3 separate regions of the Homo sapiens genome follow, and regions 1 and 3 are each linked to region 2. Evidence: chromatin contacts called from ENCODE Hi-C or POLR2A ChIA-PET data. All regions are on one chromosome and are shown on one strand. Each heading gives the region's core, a stretch centred on a gene start or an enhancer-like site at or near the end of the contact. The rest is flanking DNA. Distances are from core to core; before and after follow the strand shown. Region 1 overlaps SLC38A4-AS1 (SLC38A4 antisense RNA 1). Region 2 overlaps SLC38A4-AS1 (SLC38A4 antisense RNA 1). Region 3 overlaps SLC38A4-AS1 (SLC38A4 antisense RNA 1).

What was found. Hi-C counts contacts between places; a loop is a spot of excess contacts on that map. ChIA-PET counts read pairs that join two places held with the same protein, here RNA polymerase II (POLR2A). Pooled maps may share reads with other maps.
Region 1: a map of breast epithelium shows a loop between it and region 2 (19-fold over the local background). The contact joins two enhancer-like sites. A Hi-C loop is called at or near these places in 6 of 168 maps with a recorded cell type or tissue (CD8-positive, alpha-beta T cell, Right ventricle myocardium inferior, breast epithelium and 3 more) and 5 of 50 pooled maps. POLR2A ChIA-PET finds 5 or more read pairs at or near these places in 2 of 52 experiments (AG04450 and CD8-positive, alpha-beta T cell).
Region 3: a loop to region 2 is called in a map of CD8-positive, alpha-beta T cell, with 2.4 times the contacts of the local background. The contact joins two enhancer-like sites. A Hi-C loop is called at or near these places in 4 of 168 maps with a recorded cell type or tissue (CD8-positive, alpha-beta T cell, IMR-90, ascending aorta and 1 more), 1 of 37 single-sample maps with no recorded cell type and 3 of 50 pooled maps. POLR2A ChIA-PET finds 5 or more read pairs at or near these places in 8 of 52 experiments (CD4-positive, alpha-beta memory T cell, MCF 10A, Panc1 and 4 more).

What each region holds. Positions count from the first base shown.
Region 1 is chr12:46,628,627-46,631,438 of GRCh38, reverse strand. All of the region lies in intron 3 of SLC38A4-AS1 (SLC38A4 antisense RNA 1), which reads right to left. Among named protein-coding and RNA genes, the nearest start is that of SLC38A4, 200 kb to the left of the region's middle. Within about 2 kb of position 1,403, at least 3 of the 41 ENCODE cell types and tissues checked have a DNase peak (open chromatin) inside an H3K27ac peak, as active enhancers do.
Region 2 is chr12:46,584,794-46,587,658 of GRCh38, reverse strand. The region is part of intron 3 of SLC38A4-AS1 (SLC38A4 antisense RNA 1); the gene reads right to left. Among named protein-coding and RNA genes, the nearest start is that of SLC38A4-AS1, 200 kb to the right of the region's middle. RefSeq lists enhancers at 885-1,639, 1,640-2,394. Within about 2 kb of position 1,603, at least 5 of the 41 ENCODE cell types and tissues checked have a DNase peak (open chromatin) inside an H3K27ac peak, as active enhancers do.
Region 3 is chr12:46,548,486-46,551,286 of GRCh38, reverse strand. All of the region lies in intron 3 of SLC38A4-AS1 (SLC38A4 antisense RNA 1), which reads right to left. Among named protein-coding and RNA genes, the nearest start is that of SLC38A4-AS1, 170 kb to the right of the region's middle. RefSeq lists an enhancer at 1,173-1,322. Within about 2 kb of position 1,331, at least 7 of the 41 ENCODE cell types and tissues checked have a DNase peak (open chromatin) inside an H3K27ac peak, as active enhancers do.

The DNA.
Region 1 (2,812 bases), core at 154-2,653, 44 kb before region 2:
AGCCTGGCCATTGTGACAGCCTCTCACTATGTGACAGTCATTTCACACAGAGTGAGTTCTAAGGTATAACACATCTTCTTTTTTTGTTTTTTTTTTTTTTTTTTGAGATGGAGTTTCACTTTTGTTGCCCAGGCTGGAGTGTAATGACACAATCTCAGCTCACTGCAACCTCCACCTCTCGGTTCAAGCGATTCTCCTGCCTCAGCCTCCCAAGTAGCTGGGATTACAGGCATGCACCACCACACTTGGCTAAATTTTTGTATTTTTAGTAGAGACGGGGTTTCTCCATGTTGGTCAGGCTGGTCTCGAACTCCTGACCTCAGGTGATCCACCCACCTCGGCCTCCCAAAGTGCTGGGATTACAGGCATGAGCCACCATGCCCGGCCTGGTATAACACATCTTCCAAGACAAGACATCTGTGGGAGTCACTAGACAGCCTCTGGTGGGAACAAGAAGTATTTCAAGAACCAGCTTCATCATAATTGTCCTTCAGTGACTCTGCACAGAGCCAAAATATCACCTTTCTTTACTCCAGAATAGATGGCCCCTCCTCCAGTCACTCCTGTCAAAACTCTGTACTCCACACCCTTCCCTAGGATTCCTCCAAATCCTCACAATCAGATAAAAGCACTGCCTTTGCTCAACCTCCATAGCATTATGTATCTATTGGATATTTTAAATATTCAATTTGCATTACAAATGTGTAATTGTTTAATCTCTTTATTAACTGGTAAAAAGGCAAGAACATTTTTTTAACCACCCCAGGACCTAGTGCTATACCTTGACCTAGTAGGAACTCGGTATTTGCCACTACTAAATACAGATGGTCTGCCACCATCACCAGTATGTTGCTAAGATTAATATTTATTTTTATTATCCTAATATATTTGAAAGCTTCAAAAAGAGACAGTGTAATAAATCCCAATACAAAAATTTGCTAGGATTCAATTAGAGCTTTTATGCTTTTTTTTTTTTTTTTTAAAAAAAGATTACTTAGTCCAAAAATCTAGGATCTAAGGATTTTTTTATGTAAGTCATTGGATGTAAGCAGAAATATGTAATATGATAAAGCAACATTTAAATTATTAATAACAATTAACCATAGTAGAACAGAGTGCTTTTCTTTTTCTGCCACTGAAATGTACATTCTGTCCCTTTAGAGGATGGTTATGTAACATGCCATTGAAATCCTACCTGCCCCATCTCAAAACTGGTAGGGTGCCTGCTTGCCAACTCCAAATGTCTTACATTTCTTCTTCTATTTCATCCTAAGAATTACCCAGTCATTTTCATCAGGCTTCCATTCCAGGACTCCTCCTGTAGCCCAATGTTGCAAACAGGTGCAGTCAGCAAGGGTGCCAAGTGACAGGAGCCAATCCTGGAAATCAGAGTTAGAGAATCTCTCTCTCTCGCTCTCTCTCTCTCACACACACACACACACACATATGTACACACACACATGATACCCAAGCTAACCACAGTTATCAGAATCACTGAGTTGTGAAAATAGTTCATTTTGCAATCACTATGTTAATTAGTTAATCATTGCAAAGATTAGCGATGGTGACAACCTTTGGTTTGTGCTCCTTTAAACTAGTTAACTATGGAATGGAAAATCAAAATCACAGCTGAAAATGTCAGAGAGAGTTGCCTGTTTTCTTCACAAACACAGAGCCATAGACACTTCAACAACAAATGATTCCAGTGGGGCAATAGAGAAATGAAAGGCAGGATCACACGAGATTGGCTTCTGAGGTACCCACCTCTCCCATGGGGGCCTTAACTCTGATTTCTTATTCAGTGGGCCTGGGGATTTGGTTCAATCTCTTAGTTACACGGATGAGGTTATACAGATGAGAAGAGATCCATGCAGCACACACATCCTGGGAGCCTACAGAGCCAGTGCTTCTGAAACAGTGAGGAAATCAGGGGTTGCTCAGCAGACAGTTTGGGAGGAAGCAGGAAGCCAGGAACACTGAGTCTTATTCATTTTCTTTAATGCAAGGTAGTAGAGCACATAACAGGGCAGGAGTTCTCCAAGTGTGGACCCCAGACAGGACCAGCAGCATCAGCATCACCCTCAAATGTGTTAGAAGAGCAAATTCTTGGATCCTACTCTGGATCTATTGAATCACAAATTCTGGAGTTGGAATGCAGAAATCTATGTTTAAACAAACTCTTCAGATGTTTTTGATGCATTCCAATGTTTGAGAACCCTGCAACAGGAGATAGTCAGTAATCATTTGTATTGCCTTTTGAGAAAGCTCAACTTGCTTCTAGATATGGGTGGACCTAGATCTGGAAACTCACTGAAGACCTCACTGCCAATAGACTGTGAAGGTCATAGTGAGAATTTGAGAATTCCTATCTCTTTCCTATCCAGAGTAACTGATCAGTTCTCACAGTTTCCAGGAATGGACATCCCGCTGAGTTCCCTCCATTAGGACCTGCTGTGGGACAAAGTTGCCTACATCATTATCATCATCACCATCACCACCAGCATCATCATCATCACTGCCAACATTTACACAGTGGTTGCTATTTGCCAAGCACAATTATTAGAACTTTATAAATATTTATCCACTTAATCTTCACACACACACACACACATCATGAGGTTGTACTATATTTGTATTCTCCCCATTATACAGATGAGGGGACTGAAACAAAGAAAGATTAAGTGATCCTTCAATAATTTCACCACCCCTAAGGGTCAGAACAGGGTTTTGAACCCAAGTAAACTGCCTCCTGAACTCTATTCATGAACTCTGCACAAGAAAGGCAACCTAGATAGTGGTTGAGACCTCCTGA
Region 2 (2,865 bases), core at 354-2,853:
TTCAAATAGAATGAGAGGAAGTCAAATTGTCTCTGTTTGCAGACGACATGAATGTATATTTAGAAAACCCCATCGTCTCAGCCCACAAACTTCTTAAGCTGACAAGCAACTTCAGCAAACTCTCAGGATAAAAAATCAATGTGCAAAAATCACAAGCATTCTTATACACCAATAATAGACAAGCAGAGAGCCAAATCATGAGTGAACTCCCATTCACAATTGTTACAAAGAAATAAAATACCTAGGAATACAACTTACAAGGGAAATGAAGGACCTCTTCAAGGACAACTACAAACTACTGCTCAAGGAAATCAGAGAGGACACAAACAAATAGAAAAACATTCCATGCTCATGGAAGGGAAGAATCAATATCACGAAAATGGCAATACTACCCAAAGTAATTTATAGATTCAATGCCATTCCCATCAAGGTATTGTTGACTTTCTTCACAGAATTAGAAAAAAACTACTTTAAATTTCATATGGAACCAAAAAAGAGCCTGCATAGCCAAGACAATCCTAAGCAAAAAGAACAAAGCTGGAGGCATCACACTACCTGACTTCAAACTGTACTGCAAGGCTACAGTAATGAAAACAGCATGGTACTGGTACCAAAACAGATATATAGACCAATGGAACAGAACAGAGCCCTCAGAAATAACGCCACGCAACTACAATCACCTGATTTTCAACAAACCTGACAAAAACAAGCAATAAGGAAATAATTCCCTATTTAATAAATGGTGCTGGGAAAACTGGCTAGCCATATGCAGAAAACTGACCCTTCCTTACACCTTATTCAAAAATTAACTCAAGATGGATTAAAGACTTAAACATAAAACCTAAAACTTTAGAAACCCCAGGAGAAAACCTAGGCAATACCACTCAGGACATAGGCATGGGCAAAGCCTTCATGACTGAAACACCAAAAGCAATGGCAATAAAAGCCAAAGCAGACAAATGGGATCAAATTAAACTAAAGAGCTTCTGCACAGCAAATGAAACTATCATCAGAGTGAACAGGCAACCTGTTCAGAATGGGAGAAAATTTTTGCAATCTGCCCATCTGACAAAGGGCTAATATCGAGAATCTACAAGGAACTTAAACAAATTTACAAGAAAAAAATGAACAACTCCATCAAAAAGTGGGTGAAGGACCTGAACAGATACTTCTCAAAAGAAGACATTTATACACTCCACTTCCAAGAGGGGCAAATAGGAACAGCTCCGGTGTGCAGTTCCCAGCAAGATCGACAGAGAAGTTGGTTATTTCTACATTTCCAACTGAGGTACCTGGTTCATCCTGGGACTGGACAGTGGGTGCAGCCCATGGAGGGTGAGCTGAAGCAGGGCAGGTGTCGCCTCACCTGGGAAGCACAAGGGGTTAGGGGATTTCCCTTTCCTAGCCAAGGGCTGCTGTGACAGACTGTAACTGGAGAAACGGTACACTTCTGACAAAATACTGCACTATTCCCACAGTCTTAGCAACTGGCAGACCAGGAGATATTCTCCTGTGCCTAGCTTGGCAGGTCCCACTCCCACGGAGCCTTGCTCACTGCTAGTGCAGCAGTCTGAGATTGACCTGCCTTGCTGCAGCTGGATGGGGGGAGGGGTGTCCACCATTGCTGAGGCTTGAGTAGCTCACAATGTAAACAAAGAGGCCTGGAAGCAGGAACTGGGTGGAGCCCACCGCAGCTCAGCAAGGCCTACTGCCTCTATAGATTCCACTTCTGGGGGCAGGGCATAGTAGAACAAAAGGCAACAGAAAGCTTCTGCAGACTTAAACATCCCTGTCTGACAGCTCTGAAGAGAGCAGTGGTTCTCTCAGCATGGCGTTCGAGCTCCGAGAATGGACAGACTGCCTCCTCAAGCAGGTCCCTGACCCCTGTGTAGCCTGACTGGGAAACACCTCCCAGTAGGGGTCAACAGACACTCAAACAGGTAGGTGCCCATCTGTGACGAAGCTTCCAGAGGAAGGATCAGGCAGCAATATTTGCTGTTCTGCAGCCTCCACTGGTGATACCCAGGCAGACAGGGTCTGGAGTGGACCTCCAGCAAACTCCAACAGACCTGCAGCTGAGGGGTCTGACTGTTAGAAGGAAAACTAACAAACAGAAAAAAAATAGCATCAACATCAAAAAAAAGGACATCCACACCAAAACCCCATCTGTAGGTCACCAACGTCAAAGACCAAAGGTAGATAAAACCACAAAGATGGGTAGAAACCAGAGCAGAAAAGCTGAAAATTCCAGAAAGCACAGCAACTCTTCCCCTCCAAAGGATCACAGCTTCTTGCCAGCAACAGAACAAAACTGGATGGAGAATGAATTTGTTGAGTTTTCAGAAGTAGGCTTCAGAAGGTCGATAGTAACAAACTTCTCCGAGCTAAAGGAGCATGTTGTAACCTATCACAAGGAAGCTAAAAACCTTGAAAAAAGGTTAGACAAATGGCTAACTAGAATAAACAGTGTAGAGAAGACCATAAATGACCTGATGGAGTAGAAAACCATGGCACAAGAACCTCGTGATGGATGCACAAGCTTCAATAGCTGATTTGATCAAGTGGAAGAAAGGATATCAGTGACTGAAGATCAAATTAATGAAATAAAGCAAGAAGACAAGATTAGAGAAAAAAGAGTGAAAAAAAAACCAAACATAGCCTCCAAGAAATATGGGACTATGTGAAAAGACCAACTCTACATTTGATTGGTGTAATGGAAAGTGATGAGGATAGTGGAACCAAGTTAGACAACACTCTTCAGGATATTATCCAGGAGAACTTCCCTAATCTAGCAAGGCAGGCCAACCTTCAAATTCAGGAAATACATAGAACACCACAAAGATACTCCTCAAGAAGAGCAGCCCC
Region 3 (2,801 bases), core at 82-2,581, 36 kb after region 2:
CTTTTTTAACAGTAGTGAGATTCTTTTTGATCCCAAAGTGCTGGGATTACAGGCGTGAGCCACCACGCCCAGCCTGACACACTCCTTTTGATGAAGGCGAAGCTGTTTGTCCAAGTGTTTGTTTGTTTGTTTGGTTGGTTGGTTGGTTTCTTTTTAGAGTTAAGGTACTGAGGTTAGAGCAAAAGACTCAGCTTTACTCAGCTGAAAAGGGGATAGGGATGATGTAGGAATTAAAAGGATACCAAAGCTACTTCTATTTTGTCAACGTATAACTAGGTTTAAAGGGCTTAGAGCACAGAAACCTAGTGACTAGGTTTCAATTTGAAGAGAAAAATTATTTAGAATGAAATGCAGTCAGCCACTGCATTGAACGATTGACAGTCCACTGAGGGAGACCTCCATCTTTTAACAGAAGACCTAGGAAGTGATACAAAATTTAAAAAAAGTTCCCATCTTTAGAGGAGCTTATCAATTGTCTGGGAACTGCCCATGAAATCGTCACAAAAATTTTCAAAGCAGTAAACCATAAAAAACAAGTGCATATGGCTTAATTAAACTTGGTAACGAATCACAGCCAGTATTTGTCAAATGTCAGGTACTGTATGATGTGCTTTACATACATTTCATCCCCGTTTCACGGGTGAACAAATTGATGCTCCAAGGGGCTTATGTACCTTGCCCAAGGTTACACATATGCTGGCTACAAATTCTACTCTCTCCCTCTCTCTACTATCACTCACTACCCATAAAAAATGTACTATCATTACTAAAAATGAAGGTAGTATAGTGGTGTGGAAAGTTACAAAATATTGTTAAATGACAAAAATCATACAAGTTGTATACATCACAACCATGAAAAGTTTATATGCAGGTAGGAGAGACTTGGAAGGAAACAGAGAAGTTCAAGAAGTTGTGTTAGGGTGGTAGGATTATGGAGGACACTTAGAAAGTTCTTTTATCTTGTTGCAAAATTAGGTAAAGTGTATTTAAATTAGATAGAAAGGTGTTGAAATCCATCAGGGAAGACTTCCTGGATAAAGGCACTTTTCATCACCGTTTCAGAAGGAAGGAGGGTTTCATGCTGGCCTTGAGGAGAAAGAAGTCATCAGAGCAGTGACAAGACAGTTAATTCAGCATTTCAAAGTATGCACAATAGTCACCTCCTTATTCTCAGTTTCAGTTACCCAGGATCAACTGCAGTGTGAAAATAGTAAATGGAAAATGTATAAACAATTCATAAGTTTTAAATTGCACGCCATTCTGAGTAGTGTGATGAAATCTTGTGTCATCCCATTCCACCCCTCCCAGGAAATGAATCATCCCTTTGTCCAGTACGCTGGTGCTGTACGGTACGTATGTACAGGAAAAAGCATAGCATATATAGGGTTCGGTACTAACTGCAGTTTCGGGCATCCACTGGGGGCCTTGGAACATATCTTCATGGTACCAGAGAAATTCATGTTAAACAAGTCTGCCATAACACAAAGATAGTTGTCAGGAAGGGTAAGCTGAGATGTCTGAATTTTACAAGTTAGAAAATGAGGAGTAACATGATGAAAGGATGTGAGAAAGTTTATTCTAACTGCTGTGTGGAGGATGGTTGAGAGGAAAGAGAGAACAGAACAGGGAGACCACAAGAAGACAGTGAAATGACAATGAGAAAGACATTTGGATGTGGTGTGAGCTGAGCATTGGAGCACAGCTATCTCAACTACCCCACAAATAGTCTCAGATAAATGCACCCACTGCTCAAAATTCCCACCCCCCACCTCCTTTTTTTTTTCTTCTTCTTTTTTTTTTTTCGAGATAGAGCCTCACACTGTCACCCGGGCTGGAGTGCAATGGTGCGATCTCGGCTCACCGCAACCTCTGCCTCCTGGGTTCAAGCGATTCTCCTGCCTCAGCCTCCCAAGTAACTGGGATTACAGGCACACACCACAACACCCGGCTAATTTTGTGTATTTTTAGTAGAGATGGGTTTTCACTATGTTGGCCAGACTGGTCTCGAACTCCTGACCTCGTGATCTGCCCAGCTTGGGCTCCCTAAGTGCTGGGATTACAGGCGTGAGCCACCGTACCCGGCCAAAATTCCCCTTCTTTAAAGTGAGGGTAGGGAACCTACAACCTTGGTAATCCCATGAGACTGTTACCACATTACACCAAGGTTGTCATAGGCATAAAGCTCTACAGGTACACAAATAATATGAAGAGAGAATACTCAAAGTATTTAAGTGTTGCCTTCCCTCTGCTCTTGAGGAACCCAGGAAGATTTTGAATGAGTCTTATATGAGTGGGTATGCATGCCACACCTATTAAACAGACAAACAATATAGTTAAAGTGAAATGCTCTGACTTGCATTTCATCAGTCATCAGCAGATAGAGCAGAGCTATAAGTTTGTCTACCTAGGATGGTGGGCAAATTGTTAAGAGGTAAATATATAAAAAACAGCTGCTATTTTAGAACCACACAACATAAGGGCTTTGCACATTCCCTTTTGTGTGACTTCAGACCATGGAATAAGCACATACTTTAGGAAGACGTGCTCTTGTTCTAATTATGGAAATGACTGAACTGATCAAATTACTGGCAGCATATCCTGCGTTACACCAAAGAAACAATTCCAACAAAGGGCTTTGATTTGATGATTGAAAATTGCCAGCCATTTCTGTGGGACTTTGAAGAAACGGAAAGCTCAACTGATGAGAAAAGCATAAACAAGGGCAGTGGAAGGTCGTTTAGCCTTTATTACCACTGTGGTGGTGGTTGTTTTAGCTTTAGTTACCACTGCCTAATTCAAAG